2 separate regions of the Homo sapiens genome follow, and region 2 is linked to region 1. Evidence: chromatin loops called from intact Hi-C (ENCODE). Cell type or tissue: chondrocyte. All regions are shown on one strand. Links, peaks and the distances in the headings refer to the core of each region. The heading gives the core; the rest is flanking DNA.

Evidence for each region. Peaks named below come from ENCODE experiments on the same cell type or tissue, not always from the same donor. Only the 100,000 strongest peaks of a DNase experiment are listed, where the experiment ranks them.
Region 2: a loop joins it to region 1, with 2.0 times the contacts of the local background. A loop is called at or near these places in 1 of 110 quality-filtered maps.

What each region holds. Positions count from the first base shown.
Region 1 is chr17:72,590,938-72,595,327 of GRCh38, reverse strand. It overlaps LINC00673 (long intergenic non-protein coding RNA 673), which reads left to right and starts at 2,524. Exons shown (of 4, transcript NR_152516.1): 1 at 2,524-3,125. RefSeq lists a silencer at 2,397-2,446. In chondrocyte, for the core only: a CTCF peak has its summit at 2,621; a DNase peak (open chromatin) is centred at 2,747.
Region 2 is chr17:72,969,765-72,974,154 of GRCh38, reverse strand. All of the region lies in intron 4 of SLC39A11 (solute carrier family 39 member 11), which reads left to right. Among named protein-coding and RNA genes, the nearest start is that of SLC39A11, 120 kb to the left of the region's middle. In chondrocyte, for the core only: no CTCF peak of the experiment used is centred there; DNase peaks (open chromatin) are centred at 2,494 and 3,204.

The DNA of each region.
Region 1 (4,390 bases), core at 245-4,244:
CAATATGAACTCATGAATTTTTTTATTACTTTGGTTATAATCTAATACCACTTTACTTAAGTTGTTGTTCAAATGGTTCCCCCACTTTGGCGATTAAGAGCTCTTTCAGTTGGTTTCTATGTCCTTCTCTCGTGGCCCCACCATTGTATGGTGTGTATGCTTGTGTGTCAGTGTGTTTTAGCACTTTCTTACTTTCTGACACTACGAGGTGCTCCAGGCTCATCTTGCATATTTCCTGCCCCAGTCCTAGAATCAGCTGTTTCTCCAATGAGCTCTGGTTCCTTCTGTTGGACAATAGTATAAAAACAAACCTAGGTGCTAAATGATCGCTTAGATCCAGTGCTCATTGCTACTGGGCTGCCATTGCTTCTGGACCCTCTTAGCAGAGAGAGAAAGGAGATATATGTGTGTGTATGCTAATGCATGTACACATACAATTCTTATTTTTACCTCTATCTAGCTATGTATGTATGTATGTTTGTATCTGTCATCTCTATGTTATGCTAAACATGGGTTTATACCTCTCTGGATGTTTTAGGAGCAAGGAAGAGACATGATTCCAGCTTTACCTGGGGAAAATCAATCTCACAGCAATGAGAAGAAATAAATGATGAGTTAAAATTAATTTCTATATTTTTCTAATTATTCAAGTGACTAATGTTTGGTGTGCAGAAATTTAAGAAGACTGAGGACTAGAATGAATTATAACGCAGGAGAAAACAATAACCATGCATAGTCAGCAAGAGGCACTGATACCATTTTGAGACGACTGGATGCCCTTTCGTATGCTAGGAATATGCAGCCCGTGTTCTGGAAAGTGGGGAGAAGGTCAGGCGGCTCCTAGCAGCAAAGCTGCGTTATCCTCAATATCCTGTAGGGGAGGGTTTAGGGAGTTCGGATATCCCTGCCTTTGACATTCATCTTGGCCTCAGTTTTTCTCTTACCTGGAAGCAAGAGAGGAGTTGATTGTGAGTTCAGAGTGGAAATGGTGGCCAATCCAGACCCTGCACTGCCACTGACTCTCCGGGAATGTCAGCGCCAGGTGAGAGCCAGGATTCCAGGGCCAGACCTGAGCTTGTCCATAGCCTGGGACTTGAATGGGGGGAAACTTGGGCACAGTGGCAGGTGGAAAATCAAGTCTGTGCTTCAGGGGCATCTAGGAATGCCCTGTCTATCTTCTCCCCTCCCCAACCCCATTTACCCAGGTGCCTCCTGTTACTTTCAATACTAATGCCTTCTTTTTTTTTTTTTGAGACAGAGTCTCACTCTGTTGCTCAGGCTGGAGTGCAGTGACGCAATCTCGGCTCACTGCAACCTCCGCCTCCCGGGTCCAAGCGATTCTCATGCCTCAGCCTCCTGAGTAGTTGGGACTACAGGCATGCACCACCACGCCCACCTAATTTTTTTTGTATTTTCAGTAGAGATGGGGTTTTGCCATGTTGGCCAGGCTGGTCTCGAACTCCTGACCTCAGTGGTGGGATTACAGGCATGAGCCACCACGCCCAACCTGATGCCTTCTTTTTCTGACCATTTCCTCTCCAGCAATCCCACCGTGGCCACAGGAAAACCTGGCCCAGGAGATTCCAATGTTCTTGGCTTCCCCTCCTGTCACAGCCTCAGTGATTTTGTGATTTCATCTTGCTTCTCAGGGCTTGCTTTTATCAAAAGGGTTGGTTAGTCACAATGGCTGTTAATAGGTGCAACAAGGCATAGAAGACCTGTTAGGGGTTGAACTTTTCCCCCTACAACTCCAAAATATTAATATATTGCAGTCCTAATCTTCAGGACCTCCAAGAATGTAACCTTATTTGGAAATAGGGTCGTTGCAGATGTCATTGGTTAATGATGAGGTCGTACTGGATCAGGGTGGGCCCCTTATCCAATATGACTGGCATCCTTGTAGAAACACCACAGTGTGAAGAGACAGAGATTCACGCAGAGGGAAAACTATGTGAAAAGATACACGGAGAAGACCGTGTAAAAGGTGGAGGATGAAGGTAAGGCAGTTGCAAGCCAAGGAACGCCTAAGATAAGGAACGCCTAAGATAGCCAATGACCACCAGGTCTCAGAGAGGCCCGGGACAGATTCTCCCTCACTGCCCCTAGAAGCAAGCAACCCCGCTAACCCCTTGATTTCGGACCTCTGGTCTCCAGAAGTGGGGCCCAGCTGGGATAACCTGACTCTAGGGCCACCAAGGTTTGTCATCCTGGGCGGCATTCGGGGCTGGTGTGACCCACCTTATGCACAAAGGCCAGAATAGACCTAGCGGCATTGACAATAGGACTGGAATGCCAGCTTTGTCTGTGAAGGAAGGGCGCAAGGGAGGACAGCTGTGGTGGGCAAACCCTAACCATTTCCATCCTTGTTTAGCTTTTGTTCTGACTACGACAGGACTACGTAGTCGAACTACGACTCCCAGGAAGCCGTTCGGCCTTCCCCACCCCCTCCCCGCCCACCCCGCTCCGCCCCGTCCCGGCGCGGGTCCGCCTGGTATATAAGGGCCGAATGGCCCAGCCGACTGCAGGGCGCGCAGGCGGCGCGGGTGCGCGGTGCGGCGCTGGTATCCAGAGGACGCGGTCACCGCCTCTGGCATTTGTCGTTCTGCGCTTCTCCGCAAGGACCCTCTGTTAGGCAGGCGCCCACCGTAAGCCTCCCGGGCCTTGTGAACCTGCAAACCCAAGTCTGAGAGACGATCCGCCTTCAGCGCTTTCCAGCTTGGCAGAGAGGCTTTCCCGGCGGGGATCTTTGGTTGGCGCTGGCGATGCGCGGGGAAGAAAGGCGAGGAGCGGCGTCCAGGCTGGGTGATGTCCCAGCACGAGTAGGCGGGATGCGCTCGCTTGGTCCTCCGGGCGCCCGGTCCCTGCCCGCGTCGCGCGCCCACCCCTGGGGACGAGAAGGCGGCCGCCTGAGGACCCCCGCCCGCGACCTCCGCGAGTCTGGAGCGCAGAGGACAGGGTCTGGCTGCTCTTTGGCCTTGGATGGAAAGTGGGGAATTGGGTGGGGGGCTGCGGACCCCTTAACGTGGATTACTTGGTGTGTATCAGCTGGGCTCAGAAGACCCACGACCTCTTCTCCATCCGTGGATTGATTTGTTCTGCTTAACAGCTGGGTCGCCAAGCTGGAGGTAAGTTTCCCTGCGGTTCGGGGAAGGGATCTGATTTACTTTCTTTTCTTTCTTTCCTTTTTTCCTCCGCGTCGTTTTTCGAAGGTCTCGAGATTCCGGGTTGAAATTTTTGTTCTTGTAATTGACATCTTCTTGGAGGTCATTTTAGTCATCCCCCTGCCTCCAAGCGGAGCTGATTCACCTGGGACACGGTGGTCAGCGACCACCCCATCCTGGGCGTTCTCGGCCGTTGTCCTTCAGCCTCTAGCGCTGCCAAGCCTTGGCTGCCTGGAGGGACCGAACCTCAGCTGGGGGAGACGCCCCCGCGTCCTCGGCGCACCCGCTCGGCCCCTTGCACTTGCCTTAACGCCTGGGCGCCCTCCGGGCTCCGTTACTTCGGGAGCGGTGCCGCCTCCGTGAGCTCCTGGCGTCCGCCCACTGGCGACCGGGGACGCTGCTGGGGCGCAGCGGTTGGAGAACGCGACTCAGCCGAGCCCCTCTCACCGTTGGGGCTAGGGGGTGAGCGGGGGCGTTTGGCAAGCAGCTTTCCGGCGAGGACTGGGCCACCCGTCAGGCTGACGCTGGTACGCGTTTGGCCAGGGTGTGGACGGGCTTTCTGAATAGGTGGGAGGTGGCAGGAATTCAGTCCAGTGAGACCACCCGCCACCTCCCCTTTCCGGCGCAACTTGCTAATGGAAGTCGTTTCTTGGCCAATGTGGGGAGAGGGCTTACGTCTTGAGTCTGGAACTGAAAGCATACCGCTTCTGTATCCATAGCTTCCTCCTCCCCTTGTTCTTTTGTGTCTGCCCTGTTTGGGGGCAGCGCGATGCCTGTCACTGAGTAGGCACTGAATAGATGTTTGTTGAATGAATGACTGAGCGACTCCACCCTTGGCGTGCAGATTAACCAGGGTCCTCCTTTTCCTTCTCCCTCCTTGGCGATTGTCCTCACCTCCAGGACCTATCTAGGTTTCCTGAGGATGCTTTCCCAGAGGTGGGATTCCCTCCTTCGCCCCTCACCCCTCTCCTGCAGCCTGTGGGTTCGCATTTAGAACCTGTCGGTGATCCATTTCCCACCCAGCAGTCCCTTCTGCATAGGAATCTGACGCTGTCAGGGATCACTCTTGGTCAGTGCTCAGGGTCCCAGCGTCTCCAGTGAGCACTGCTCCAGGAGCAAGAGAAAGTAAAGCAGCACCGGAAGAAGAAAAGGCAGTGCATAGTGGCACGACCCCCTACCCTGGGAGCTGGGGCCCTCGGTGCCCCTGGTCCCATGCAGGGTTTGGAACT
Region 2 (4,390 bases), core at 152-4,151, 380 kb before region 1:
CACTCCAGCCTGGGTGACAGAGTGAGACTCCATCTCAAGAAAATAAAAAATAAAATAAGCACGAATGTTAGCCTAGGCCTACAAAGGGTCAGGATCATCCAGATGTCACTAGGCAATAGGAATCTTTCACTCTGTTATGATCCTGTGGAATCACTGTCTTATATGTCACCCACTGTTGACTTTCATGTCATCATGCACACAAGACTGGACTGTCACCTCGGAGCTTAGGAATCCACTGTATTAATTTTGGGAGGACACAAACTTTCAGACCATGGTACCTACTGAATCACTTACTGGCCAGGTGCGGTGGTTCATGCCTTAATCTCAGCACTTTGGGAGTCCGAGGTACGTGGATCGCTTGAGCCCAGGAGTTCAAGACCAGCTTAGGCAACATGGTGAAACTCCATCTCTACAAAAAATTTTAAAAAATTAGCTGGGCATGGTGGCACATGCCTGTGATCCCAGCTACTTGGGAAGCTGAAGTGGGAGGATCATCTGAGCCCCAGAGGTCGAGGCTGCAGTGAGCTGTGATTGTGCCACTGCACTCCTGCCAGGGTGACAGAGTGAGACCCTGTCTCAAAAAAGAAAAAAATCCACTTATCCTTTTGTCTTTCTAACAGAACTCCAATTCTGTTTGATCTAGCAATGTGCCTACCTATAATTCCTAGACCTACAGCCTCCCCTGCAGCCCAGGGAAACCATGTGAGGTCAGCAAAAGTCATCAGGGAGGTTGTCCCTTCTCATCTTCTACTTGCCCTTCCTTCTCCTGGAAACAGCAGGGTGGTCCTTGGGGTGCGACAGCCATCACTCAGGTGACAGAGTAGCCTGGTGCCCCCCCGGCAGTGCTGGGGCCACTGTACCCGCTGGATGGCTGACCCTGGTCCTTCTGCTGACCCAGACAAATAAACCTTTCCTGTGTAAGTCGCTGCAGTAGGGTTTTCTATTTCTTCTAATCAAACCTAATCTTAACTAGTTGTTTGAGCCAACTTTTATGCAAGGAAAAGATGGTTTCCATAATTTTTCTATGTTATTGTTTGTTCACGTTTCCTAAGGAAAGGACAAGCAGAAGGCAGCTTGGGGTATTTATGGTGGGCTTCGTGGTGTGCATGTGGGCACAAAGGGCTCAGCTGAAGCCTGTGTGGTCGCTGTCCAGGAGCTCGGTTGAAGGAGCTGGTCATGGTGTCCAGCAACCCACAGCATCCTTTTCCTTCCTGCCTGACCTACCACAGAGGTTGGTGTTTATTTTTGAGACCTGGACAAATTAAAAAGAATATCCAACAGGAGGGTTGGCCAAAACTTGACCTTGGCAGGGAAGGTCAGGACAGGAGGCCAGACAACTAAATGTGATGACCACAGTGATTTCCACGGGCAGAGCAATATCCTGTTTCTAAAGCCGGCTCCAAGAGGCCTAGTGAGGGCTGTCTTTGGTTGCTACAGTCTGGGAAGAGATCCTCATGGACCCCAGGAAATAATCTGTGTTTGGCAAATAGAGAAGAACAAACTTAGAAACAGTGACCTTTTCTTTGTAAGCTTCTCGGAGGGTTGTAATGATGGAAAATAATTATTAAGTCTCCGTTGGCTCAGGGCCCCTGAATGGAAATGGGAGAGGATATTGATTAGCTCAATGGCTCTTTAAAGAGCTCGCTGTGTTTGCCCTCATGCCTCATAAGCAGACAGCCTCTTTTCTGTCTCCATACTTATTGGATTTTAGATGGCAACGCACACAAATACTGCTTTCACTGAGTAAATATTAGGTTTACGATTGGATCGGGAGACCACAGAACACATCTATGAAATGGAAGGGTGGGGCGGTGATGTGTATTGCAATGCCCTTACCTGGCTGGGCTGTGAACACTTCATCTCACTTCCCACCCACTGATTTGCATCCTTGGCTCTCTGGACATGATGGGCCGTGATGGCTGTCACCCATGGGGAAGGGAGAAAGCGGTAACACCAATAACTATAACGTGTCCTTTTCTATTCTGTGGGATATGCTTTTATTCACTTATTTAGATTTGAGTGGCTGTGATTTTGTTACAGCAACGTTGAGACCGTTTTTCTTTCTCCTTCTCTGTTCCTTCCACTGCTAAGGTAGTTCCAGAATAGTATTTGGTTTAATAATGATTCTGGTGATGATCACAGTTCATATTAATTGAGGGCTTATTACATGCCAGGTGTCCTGGAAACTTCACACACACTGTATTCTCCTTCTAGAGAGAAGCTCGGGTCCCAACAGGTTGTAAGCAGAACTTGAGTCTGCAAACCGTAGGTGCTTTGTAGATAAAACCTGTCTCCCCAGATGGCTCATTTGGAATCCTGCGCCCCTCCCACCCAGCCCCTGAGTCTTCTCCTTTTTAAACACACTACAAACCAGTTTTGGTGTTGTAAGCCCACTTGTGTAGGTAGACTGTGGGGGTGGCATCCCGGTTGCATATGCTAGTAACAAGGGATACAGTTTGGTAGTCCTCCTGGGGGGCGGCCCGGCCCCAGCTGGGACAGCCAGGAGCTGCTGAGACCCGCCTTCACGTTGGTGCTCTGCTCACGGGGAGTCAAGCTTCCTCGAAATGCTGTTGATCACAAGTGCTGATGGCAGACTCTCTCCTGTGGATTTTATGTTTGCTTTCCATCTGGATGGGAAGTGGGAGAAAATGCATTCCCAGTCCAGAGGGTTTTGGAAATAAAGGGCTGAGATTTTCATTAAAATCGGGGGGCGCTGTGCCATTTCCTGTGGGAGGGGAAGTTGAGCAGTGGGCCCAGAGCTGCTTTCTTGCCACCTGAGAAGTAAACTGGTTTTTCAGAGAGAGAGAGAGAGAGAGAGTGTGTGTGTGTGTGTGTGTATGTGTGTGTGGAGGGGGTGAGCAGTGGTGCATACAAACCATGATTATTTCTGTAAGCAGATTTAGAGGTAACCGGCTACCAGAAATCTCATTTTAGTTCAAGTTCTCAACCGTTCCCAAATCTATCATCAGAGATGGTCATAGTAAATGAGTGGTTATTTGCATTTTATCGTCTTCCTTCTGGGTCACTCGTATGGTCAGCAGAGACTGATCAGAAAGCAGGGAATTGGAGAAACAAGAGGTCTGGGTGATTCAGAGGCAGGACAGTCAGCCTCTCCGATGTAACATCCGGCCGCATAAGGAAGGTGCTGCTGCGATCAGCCTGTTTGTGGGCACTGGAGGAGTGGTGGGGACACCCAGAGCCCCAGACACCCAGCGGAGGTGCCGTGCAAGGGGAAGACAAGGCAGGGAGCCCATGAGCCAGGCTCTGAGGACACAGTGCCCATGCGGCCAGCTCGAAGGAGCTGTCTAAGGAGAAATAAGTTTTCCACTGTTTCTCCACTTTTCTTTTGGTGGGGAGGCTTCCTCTCATCCCCTTGGGGGGCTGTTAGAAACCCAAGGTGACCCCAGGATCCACTGGCCCTTTGACCCAGGCACTCCTGGATTGCCATTTTCTTAGCCAGTCCTCCAGCCACTTTTTAAATAAGCATAAAATGACAGTCTTCTGGGCAATTCCCGGTGCATTACAGCTGACTTAATTCTCATCAGTGAGTTTGCCCCCAGCAAGATGTCAAAAGCTTGGTTTTTTTTGTGTGTGTAGCTTTAAGCTGATGGGGCTTATTATATGTTTTCTCTTACTAGCAGCTTTGCTTCCCTGCCTCTCTGGCAATTCAGCAGCACATTTGCTCAGAATTCCCTTTGTTTCAGACATAAAAGGGAAACCCGTGTTGGTGTGATGTGGCTGGTTGCAGAGCGTTGCTGCATCTGAGGGCTTGTTACTTGTAATAAGCTCTTGCTTCCCGGCTCACATAAATAGTATTGCAAACGTGAAGGTGTGAAAAGTTGTGACCATGAGAAGCAGAAAGTTCTAAGCTAGGAAGCTGGTTCCTAGTTCAGAGCAAAAAATGAATTTGTTTCTGGAGGGAGGCAGAGAGTGTGTACAGATTCTGCTGATATCTTTTCTCTAACTCCACCAAATGACCGTGACCTGCTTATTGATGATTTTTCTCCAGACTTATTTTGGAAAGACTGACCTTTTAACGGTTGAAAGATGAAAGTCTAAATGGTTTGGGGACTATTAACATTTTTTTGGAACAAAAGATAAGTGCTCTGGGGATGCTGGGAAGCATCTCGCTCAGGTATGTGGAGGTGGTGCTGGGACTGCCGTTGGTGTCTCTTTCCCTGGGCTTCGGTCCCCGGACCAGCCTCACTGCAGGAAGATTTCATTTTAGGAGGAGGAATCTCTGTTCCAGGGGCTGGCCTGCCAGGCTTGGGCAGAATATTTTAGAGGCCATTATATTCTGGGATGAACCTTCCACACTGTGGCCTGTGTCATAATTTTTTTTAAATATTAAAGAGAAAACCAACAAGCTCTCTGCCACCCATCTATTTTA